Linked DNA regions of Homo sapiens: region 2 is linked to region 1. Evidence: read pairs that join two places in POLR2A ChIA-PET (ENCODE). Cell type or tissue: MCF 10A. All regions are shown on one strand.

Region 1 (5,000 bases):
TGTATAATATTGGTGCTAATTATTTGGATGTTTGCTAAAATTCTCCAATGAAAGAAAATGAGCCTGGATTTTTTTTTTCTGGGACTTTTTAATCACAATCTCAATTTCTTTAGTAGTTATAGGACTATTCAGATTATCTGTTTCATCATGGCTGAGTTTTGGTAGTATGTGGTTTTGAGGAGTTGGTCCATTTCTTCCAAGTTGTCACATTTATGAGAGTAAAATTGTTCATAGTGTTTCCTGCCTATCCTTTAAATGGCTGCACAATCTGTTGTGACATCCTTTTTTTTTTTCCCTGATACTGATAATTTGTGTCTTCTTTTGTTAAATTTGTCAATTTTGCTTGAGGTTTATCAACTTTATTGATTTTTTTTCTTCTGAAGAACCAGCTTTGTTTTATTTTCCTATTTTCAATTTTATTGCTTTCTGCTTTTATTTTTGCTATTTCCTTTGGGATTTATTCTTACATCAACCTGCCAGGAGTCTTACATCCCTTCCCCTTACAATTTTTATTCTTTACCTTTTATATTAGTTTACATTATAGCATAAATTATATGTTAATTTTATAAATTTTATGAATTTCGGAAGGCTACCATAAACCCTTTCTTGGTATAAACAAGGATAAAAGCAGTTTATATTTTCCCTCGTATGGTATTAATAAGGTATACTGTGAATATACTTATCTGTTTCACTGTGTGAAGCAAAAAGTATCACTTCATTATTGTAGAGTATACCGCTGTAGCTCAAAGAGTCTCGTTGTTATTACTTTAATGCCAAGGCTTAAATTTGTACTCCTAAAGAAGTAGCTCCCACATTTTGTGTTTTTCTTGGCAATTTTTGAAGGCTGGCTTGGTGATTTCTTCCCATTCATACCCTGCCTCCTTCTGCTGCGCTTCACAAAAATAAATAGGCCTTGACAAAGCTCCATTCTCCCGAGTTCAACGTGTGTGGCCCCTCTGTTTGAGCTCTTTCTTTGAGCTACCGATGCCAGTGTGAGCTGTCCCTTCCCTTGATTGATAGTGACCAATTCTAAATCAGTTCGATGCTAGTTCATATTATTTCATTTAACCACCACAAGAAACTCAGAGGCAGTGTTTGTTACTCTCACTTGACATGTGAACAAACAGAACGATGCAACGGTCAGGTGCATTGCTCCAAGCTGTTGAGCATAGCTTCATGGGTAAGAGTTCAGGGTCTGGAGCCAGAACACTTAGGTTTATATTTGGGATCTAAACTTCACTAGTTGAATATCTTAGGCAAAATACCTAACTGCGCTAAGCCTTAGTTTCCTTTTCTAAAAATACAAAAAATTAGCTGGGCGTGGTGGCGGGCACCTGTAATCCCAGCTTCTTGGGAGGCTGAGACAGGAGAAGCGCTTGAACCCAGGAGGGAGAGGTTGCAATGAGCCGAGATCGTGCCATTGCACTCCAGCCTAGATGACAGAGTGAGACTCCATCTCAAAAAACAAACAAACAAAACTCAGGAATAACAGTGATGTTGCTGTCATGAGGATTAGATGTCATAATCCATATGAGTGTCTAGTGTAGTGCCTGGTGCATTGCAATTGCTCAATGAAAGGTAACTCCAAGTTAGTATTATCACACAGCTTCTCGGTGGAAGAACTGGCATATAAGCTCAGGAATCTCTGACTCTCAATTATGTACTCTTAGCCACACATCAGACTGGTAGAGGCTGTGAGCAAACAGTTTATGGCTAGTGAAATGAGAGGTAGTATCCTTTACAGCATACTGTGCATGAGAAGCCATAATGGTGCAGCTCTGGGTTCTAATCTCATTGTCTTTCTAAGTGTTTTTTTTTTGTTTTTTTTTTTTTTTTTTGAGACAGAGTCTCACTGTGTTGCCCAGGCTGGAGTGCAGTGGTATGATCTTGGCTCACCACAACCTCCGCCTCTTGGGTCCAAGCGATTCTCCTGCCTCAGCCTCCCAAGTAGCTGGGACTACAGGCACCCGCCACCATGCCCAGCTAAGTTTGTATTTTTAGTAGAGACGGGGTTTCACTATGTTGGCCAGGCTGGTCTCGAACTCCTGATGTCGTGATCCACCTGCCTCAGCCTCCCGAAGTGTTGGGATTACAGGCGTGAGCCACTGCGCCCGGCCTGAGTGTTCTTAAATTATTTAGTCACTTTCAATATTAATTGTTGAAAGAGGTATTAATGAGGTATTATACCTTGATTTCAATTCATACCCTATTCTATTTCAATAGAGGTAATAACACCTCTGAGAGTTGTAAAAATTAAGGAAGCTATTTTATGTAAATGGTCTCACGCAGTCTCTTGCCCAAATAGGTGCTTAATAAATATTTCTGAATCAATGAATAGTGATTGCGATAGTAACCAGTGAACTGATTCCTCATGTAAAATTATAAATGAATAATTATCATACTAAACCGAAGCTGGTTGTTCATATAAAAAAATGAATACTAGGTGACCTTTGGAAGACCTTTGGTCTTCCAGGGGAAGAATTTTTGTAATAAGCTTGGTTCTTTCCCCAGAGGACTAAAATATTGAAAAAGTGACAGAGAACATCCACCCACAGTATAAACTTCCTGCAGAATCGCAATGCCCCTGGCAAACTAATATGCCCAGCCCTGGAGAGAACACAGTGTCAACTAATCCAATCTGATTTGTCAGTCTTGGCCCCATCATTTGATATTTTTGGCCCACTTGATGAGCCCAAGGGCCTGCGGCACAGGCGAATTGATTATTTTCATTAGAGGAGGCCTGGGTATTGGGAGCAAGTTCCTTGTATTCAGTCTGCCTCGATGGGAATCGCAAGAGCAGGTAAAAAGCTCTTAGCCCAGTTTTTTATATTTCCTTCTCTTCTTCCTCTTTCTCCTCCTTAAATCAAGGCTGAGATTCGGGTGACTTGAGTTTTATTTTCAGCTCCGTTGATGACCGTATGGCTTCAGAAAATCACCCAGCTTTTCTGGGTTTCATTTTTCTCAATCTGGAAAATGGCACCAGACCCTTCTATTAGGTTCAGGGGTAATGCAAAGTTAGTATAGGGCCAAGGTCAGCAAACTTTTTTGTAAAAGGCCGGATACTAAATATTTTAGGCTACATGGGCCACAGAGGATGCCGTTGTTTATTTTTTGTTTTTTTACAAGCATTTAAATTTGGAAAAGTCATTCTTAGCTGGACCACAGGCTGTAATTTGCTGAGCCCTGGTATATATATAAAATATAAGAATATTAGACTTGGAAGAACTCATTTTTCGATAACCTCATTGGATGGCAAAAAAACAGTTGCAGCCCCAAATAATTAGTGACCTTTCTGTTGCTTCATATTTTTAAAAAGTCAGGATGGTGGGTGACGCCTGTAACTCCAGCACTTTGGGAGGCCATGGCAAGCGGATCACTTGAGGTCAGGAGTTTGAGACCAGCCTGGCCAACATGGCAAAACACTGTCTCTACTACAACTACAACGATTAGCCAGGTGTGGTGCCTGTAATCCCAGCTACTTGGGAGGCTGAGGCAGGAGAATTGCTTGAACCCGGTAAGGCAGAGGTTGCAGTGAGCCGAGATCGTGCCACTGCACTCCAGCCTGGGCGACAGGGTGAGACTCTGTCTTAAAAAAAAAAAAAAAAATCAGGGTGTTGAATAATTGCAAAGGATTTTTGTTGTTTATATTAGTCACATGTTTCAAGTCATATTTGCCTTTATTTCAAAGTGCCATTACAAATTAGTACAAGCAAATTTTGACAACTGAGGAAAAATAGCTTTGGAAATCTTGAGAAAGAGGAATTAGAATTTTAGAAATTTGATTCTTCCAGAAACCTTTTCTGAAGAAAAATTCCCTGCTCAGAAACACAAGATATATAAACACATCACTGCTGTTTGTGGGGCATGTGTGTGTGTTTTGTTTTGCATTGTTTTTTTCTCTCTCTCCCTCTCAGTCCCCAGTTTTAAGTTAGTATAAGAAACTTTAAGTATTCTATGTATTCCAAAAGGATTTTGAGGTGAGAGAAGGCTTGCCATTAAAATCTTAGAGTCATGTTTATATCTGTATTTGTATTTCTCTTTTTTTTTGTTTTGTTTTTTGAGACTGAGTCTCGCTCTTGTCACCCAGGCTGGAGCGCAGTGGCACGATCTTGGCTCACTTCAACCTCTGCCTCCTGGGTTCAAGCGATTCTCCTGCCTCAGCCTCCCGAATAGCTGGGATTACAGGTGTCCGCCACCACGCCCGGCTAATTTTTGTATTTTTAGTAGAGATGAGGTTTCACCATGTTGGCCAGGCTGGTTTCAAACTCCTGACCTCAGGTGATCCGCCCACCTCAGCCTCCCAAAGTGCTGGGATTACAGGCGTGAGCCACTGCGCCTCCGCCCATATTCCTACTTTTTAATTTTATTTATGTATTCAATTTCAGCAAAAGGGTTAGAATCATAATACCTGAGAGTTAGAAAAAATCCTCATTGGCAAAGGTTTCTTTTCTCTCTCACTTTCATCTTTCCATTTTCCTTTGCCTTTTTCTGGCATGGAATGTGCTTCCAGAGAGACATGAGTCTTTACCTGTCTGCTCACCCTCTTTCCCTCTTTTCTGGCAGCACCAGGATTCTTTCGTCTTTAGCCTCTAGTTGTTCTTTTTGTTTGATCACATTAACAATTTGTTTCTCGAAATTTGCTTTTTTTTTTTTTTAATACAGAGTCTCACTCTGTCACCCAGGCTGGAGTGTAATGGCACAATCTCGGCTCACTGCAACCTCCGCCTTCCGGGTTCAAGCGATTCTCCTGCCTCAGCCTACCAAGTAGCTGGGATTACAGGCATGCGCCACAATGCCCGGCTAATTTTTGTGTTTTTAGTAGAGATGGGGTTTCACCACGTTGGCCAGGCTGGTCTCGAACTCCTGACCTCAGGTGATCCGCCTGCCTCAGCCTCCCAAAGTGCTGGGATTACAGCTGTGAGCCACCGTGCCCGGCCAGCATTTGCTATGTTTATTGTACTACTGTTGGTACATTTCTTTCAGGAAAATGCCTTTCTCAG
Region 2 (5,000 bases), 110 kb before region 1:
AAACAACAGATTTTTTGTATAGATGAAACAGCCTTCTCTTGGAAGAAGATGCCATCTAAGACTTTCACGGCAAGAAAGGTGAAGTCAATGCCTGGCTTCAAAGCCTCAAAGAACAGGCTGACACTCTTGTTAGGGGCTAAAGCAGCTGGTGACTTAGGTTGATGCCAGTGCTTAGTCACCATTCTGAAAATCCTAGGGCCTTAAAAATTTTGCTAGGGTTGGGTGCATTGGCTCATGCCTGTAATTCTAACACTTTGGGAGGCTGAGGTTGGTGGTGAGCCCAGGAGTTTGAGACCAGCCTGGGTAACATGTTGAAACCCTGCCTCTACAAAAAAAACAAAAACAAAAATTAGCCAGGCATGGGGGCTGGCATGCACCCGTAGTCCCAGCTACTTGGGAGGCTGAGGTAAGAGGATCACTTGAGCCCAGGACGTTGAGGCTGCAGTGAGTTGTGATTACACCAGAGTGAGACTGTCTCGGGGAGAGAGAGAGAGAGAGAGAGAGAGAGAGAGAATTATGCTATATTTACTCGGCTTGGACTCTGTTAATGGAAAAACAAAGCCTGGATGACAGACAGCACATCTGTTTATGGCATGGATTACCGAATATTTTAAACCCACTGTTGAGACCTACTGCTCAAAAAAATACTTTTTTTCAAAATATTACTGCTCATTGACAATGCACCTGGTCACCCAAGAGTGCTGATGGAGATGTGCAGAGATGAGTGTTGTTTGCATGCCTAACACAACATGCATTTTGCAGCCCACGGATCAAAAAGTAATTTTGACTTTTTAGTCTTATTATTTAAAGAATACACTTTGTACGGCTACAGGTGCTATAGACAGTGATTCTTCTGATAAATCTGGACAAAGTAAGTACATTGAAATCCTTCCAGAAAAGCTTCATCATTCTAGATGGCATTATGAACATTCATGACTCATGGGAGGAGGTGAAAACATCAACATGAACAGGAGTTTGGAAGAAGTTGATTCCAACCCTCATGGATGACTTTGAGGGGTTCAAGACTTCAGTAGAGGAAATAATTTCAGGTGTAGTGGAAATATGGAGAACTAGAATGAGATGTGAACTCTGAAGATAGGACTGAATTGCTGCAATCTCACGATCAAACTTGAATGGATAAAGAGTTGCTTCCTCTGGAGGAGCAAAGAAAGTGTCTTCTTGAGATGCAAACTATTGTTAGTGAAGATGCTGTGAACATTGTTGAAATGACAACAAAGGATTTAGAATATTACATCCACTTAGTTAATAAAGCAGCAACAGGGCTTGAGGGCATTGACTTCAATTTCGAAAGAAGTTTCACTTTGGGTAAAATGCTGTCAAACAGCATCGCATGCTACAGAGAAATCTTTCATCAAAAGAAGCCTATTGAGTCACACATTTCATTGTTGTCTTCTTTTAAGAAATTGCCACAGCCACCTCAACCTTCAGCAACCACTACTTTGATCAGTAAGCAGCCATCAACGTCAAGGCAAGACTGTCCAGCAGCAAAAAAGATTATGACTTGCTAAAGACTCAGGTGCTCATTAGTATTTTTCAGCACCAAAGTATTTTTTTTGTGCTGGGCATGGTGGGTCACTCCTGTAATCCAAGCCAGTCTGGAGGCTGAAATGGGAGGATTGCTTGAGCCCAGGAGTTTAAGGCTACAGTGGGCTATGACCATGCCACTGCACTCCAGCCCAGGTAATAGAGCGAAAGCCCATCTCTCTAAAAAAAAAAAAGGGCTGGGCACGGTGGCTCACGCCTGTAATCCTAGCACTTTGGTAGGTCCAAGCGGGTGGATCATCTGAGGTCAGGAGTTCGAGACCAGCCTGGCCAACATGGCGAAATCCTGTCTCTACTAAAAAATGCAAAAATTAGCTGGGCATGGTGGCACATGCATGTAGTCCCAGCTACTCAGGAGGCTAAGGCAGGAGAATCTCTTGAACCTGGGAGGCAGAGGTTGCAGTGAGCCAAGGTCGCACCATTGCACTCTAGCCTGGTTGACAGAGTGAGACTCCGTCTGAAGGAAAAAAAAAAACGGTTTTTTTTAAAAAAAAGAAAAAGTATTTTAAAATTAATGTGTATACTTTTTTATGAGCACAATTCTATTGTACACTTAATAGACTATAGTATAGTGTCATCATAACTTCTATGCGCTGGGAAACCAAAAAACTCGTGTGACTCACTTTATTGCAATATTTGCTTTACTGCAGTGGTCTGAAACCAAACCCTCAATAGCTCTGAGGTATGCTTGCATTACGATGTTCACAAATCCTTTAAAAATATTTTACACAGCATATTTTAAATAACTACTGTTAGAAGCCCCTATTGTACAAAAGAATGGATTTTTTTTTTTTTTTTCACGGAGTCTCACTCTGTCGCCCAGGCTGGAGTACAGTGGTGTGATCTCGGCTCACTGCAACCTCTGCTGCCCAGGTTCAAGTGATTCTCTTGCTTCAGCCTCCTGAGTAGCTGGGAATACAGGCGCCCACAACCACGCCCAGCTATTTTTTGTATTTTAGTAGAGACAGGGTTTCACCACCTTGGCCAGGCTGGTCTTGAACTTCTGACCTTGTGATCCACCCACCTCGGCCTCCCAAAATGCTGGAATTACAGGCATGAGCCACCGCGCCTGGCCCCAAAACAATGAATTTTTAAAAGTTAAAAGCCAGGCATTATTTTTTTCTTAAAGGATTATCTAAGTATTAACAAAATTCATCCAAATGTCTATTGGAAACCTGTATAATCCTAGATCTCATACAAATAAGTTTAAGAAAATTATGCACAAAATTTCCTACATTTTTCTTTGAAATTTCCACAAGCATCCCAAAATTTATTCATCGTGCCAGATGGTGTTACCATACTCCACACAGTTTCTTTATATATAGTAGCATCCGATTTGGCAATATGCCCCCAAAAATGTTTAATAAATTCATTTTGATATTTATTTGGGTCAAAAAACAAACCAGAACCAAAAGAATAAATAAGGACCTATAAAGTGGACATCTTCAGTTATCTTTAGCAAACGTGCAGGGTTTCTAGGTTCTCTTCATTTTCCATCTAAATGCCAGTAAGGTAAGGCTGCCAGAAAGGGGTTCCAGGACACACTTCCAAAGAATTCTGGTGGCCGTAAAGTACAATCTAATGTCTCTGCCGTTTTACTTCTTGTACTGTCTGATACAGAATCATTAACAAATGTACAGTATGTAGCTCATGCTGCTGTGCTACGAGGTTAGCCATCATCTTTATGGATAACAGGAAGCCCAATTTATAAAATGCCATTAGTGTTCATTGTACTCTCAAATAGCTACTTTCCAATACTACACAGCCACATAATACTGATTAAATACTACCCAATCGTGTGATATGTTAATTAAAAAACAGTTAGAACTAGGCTAGGTGCAGTGGCTCATGCCTGTAATCTCAGCACTTTGGGAGGCTGAGGTGGGCAGATTGCTTGAGCCCAGGAGTTTGAGACCTGCCTGGGCAACATGATGAAACTCCGACTCTACAAAATGTGTGTGTGTATATATATATAAATTAGCCAGGTATGGTAATGTGCATCTGTAGTCCCAGCTACTTGGGAGGCTGAGGTGGGAGGATCACCTGAGCCCAGGAGGTCAAGGCTGCAGTGAGCTATGATTGCACCACTGCACTCCAGCCTGGGCGATAAAGTGAAACCCCATCTCAAACAAAACAAAAAAATGAAACAAAAATCCCAACAGATAAAACTGATTGGTTTTTTGACTTTGGTCTACAGATACAATTATTAGTCTACCAATCTCAAAAGAGAATAAATATTTAAAAACCAGTAGTATTTTCTACTTATCTGCCATATGTTGTTAATTATAAAACATTCACTCTAGATGCAAATCCAGATGAAACAGCTTAAGAACAAGTTTATTTCTTATATTGAGGATCTGATTATTTCTACACAATTGTAGTTCAGACAACTTCATTTTCTGTGGACTTTTAAACTTTTTCTATAACTTGCATATGTCACTTACCTAAAAAATTTCCCAGAATATTTTATAGTTTTTAAAAAAGTGCAGTAGTTTAGTATGACCTGAATTATTCAGTTCTGTGACTGAAGCTGAGAACCATCTATTAATATCAATGTGAACAGACCAAGGAGCCTTGAAGGGTACAACACTTTGTCCTATATCAGTGTTTCTAACTCATCCTCAAATAGTACAGCATTTATTGAATTGTCACAGTGTATTGGCCAAGGTACAGGGTGGTAAGGAGATAAACAGATTTGCTGTGGACTTTGTAAGTCCTGAATTGAGCTTGTCCCATTAACAACTAATATAAAATGAGCCAGAATGTTGCTAGATGACTCTTAGCCTGAAAAGGACACATTTCCAGGGCACTTAGGAAAAGTTACCTAGCTTAATACTAGATTAGATCGTTTAAAGTTAGGAAGTAGGAATCAGAAGACACATTTTTACATCTGCGGTCAAGATGGTTTCAGGTCACAGATTTTTCCATCTTGCGAAAGTAAAGCACCCTGAGGTGATGATGACAAACTGGGCTGTTGGGACAACCCATTTCACAGCGTCATTGTAAGGATAAAATGATATGGTGTGTGTGGAAAGAGACCGTAAACTGTAAAATATTACAAAAATGTTATTAACATTACTCATGGTGTATAGCAGGGTTTCTCAGAATTTTAAGCTTCTCTGACCAGAAATCATACTTTTACATTTTTGTAACCTATACCCTATCATTATTGTAAGTCTTAAGAAAAGGCTTAAGACTTAAGACTTAAAAAATGAAATATAATAAACTGAGGTGTTTCCCTCTTATTTCTTTTGGTCCCTGAGATTAAAAAGCAGATTTGTGAGATATGTCTTTTACAGCTGGCATTTCTTAGGCTGAATTCTATATTTTGATTTTTCCTAGTCCTTCTCTAAATACATAGACCGACTACTTAAATGTACCAGGACTTGGACATCCTGAGAGATAGGTAAGAAAAGTAAAATAGGTGGAAATTCAGA

Evidence for each region. Peaks named below come from ENCODE experiments on the same cell type or tissue, not always from the same donor. Only the 100,000 strongest peaks of a DNase experiment are listed, where the experiment ranks them.
Region 2: POLR2A ChIA-PET joins it to region 1 with 5 read pairs; 11 of 35 experiments call an interaction of 5 or more read pairs at or near these places.

What each region holds. Positions count from the first base shown.
Region 1 is chr17:69,510,520-69,515,519 of GRCh38, forward strand. All of the region lies in intron 2 of MAP2K6 (mitogen-activated protein kinase kinase 6), which reads left to right. Among named protein-coding and RNA genes, the nearest start is that of MAP2K6-AS1, 27 kb to the left of the region's middle. In MCF 10A, no CTCF peak of the experiment used is centred here; no DNase peak of the experiment used is centred here.
Region 2 is chr17:69,400,056-69,405,055 of GRCh38, forward strand. No RefSeq gene overlaps it. Among named protein-coding and RNA genes, the nearest start is that of MAP2K6, 12 kb to the right of the region's middle. In MCF 10A, no CTCF peak of the experiment used is centred here; DNase peaks (open chromatin) are centred at 2,196 and 4,526.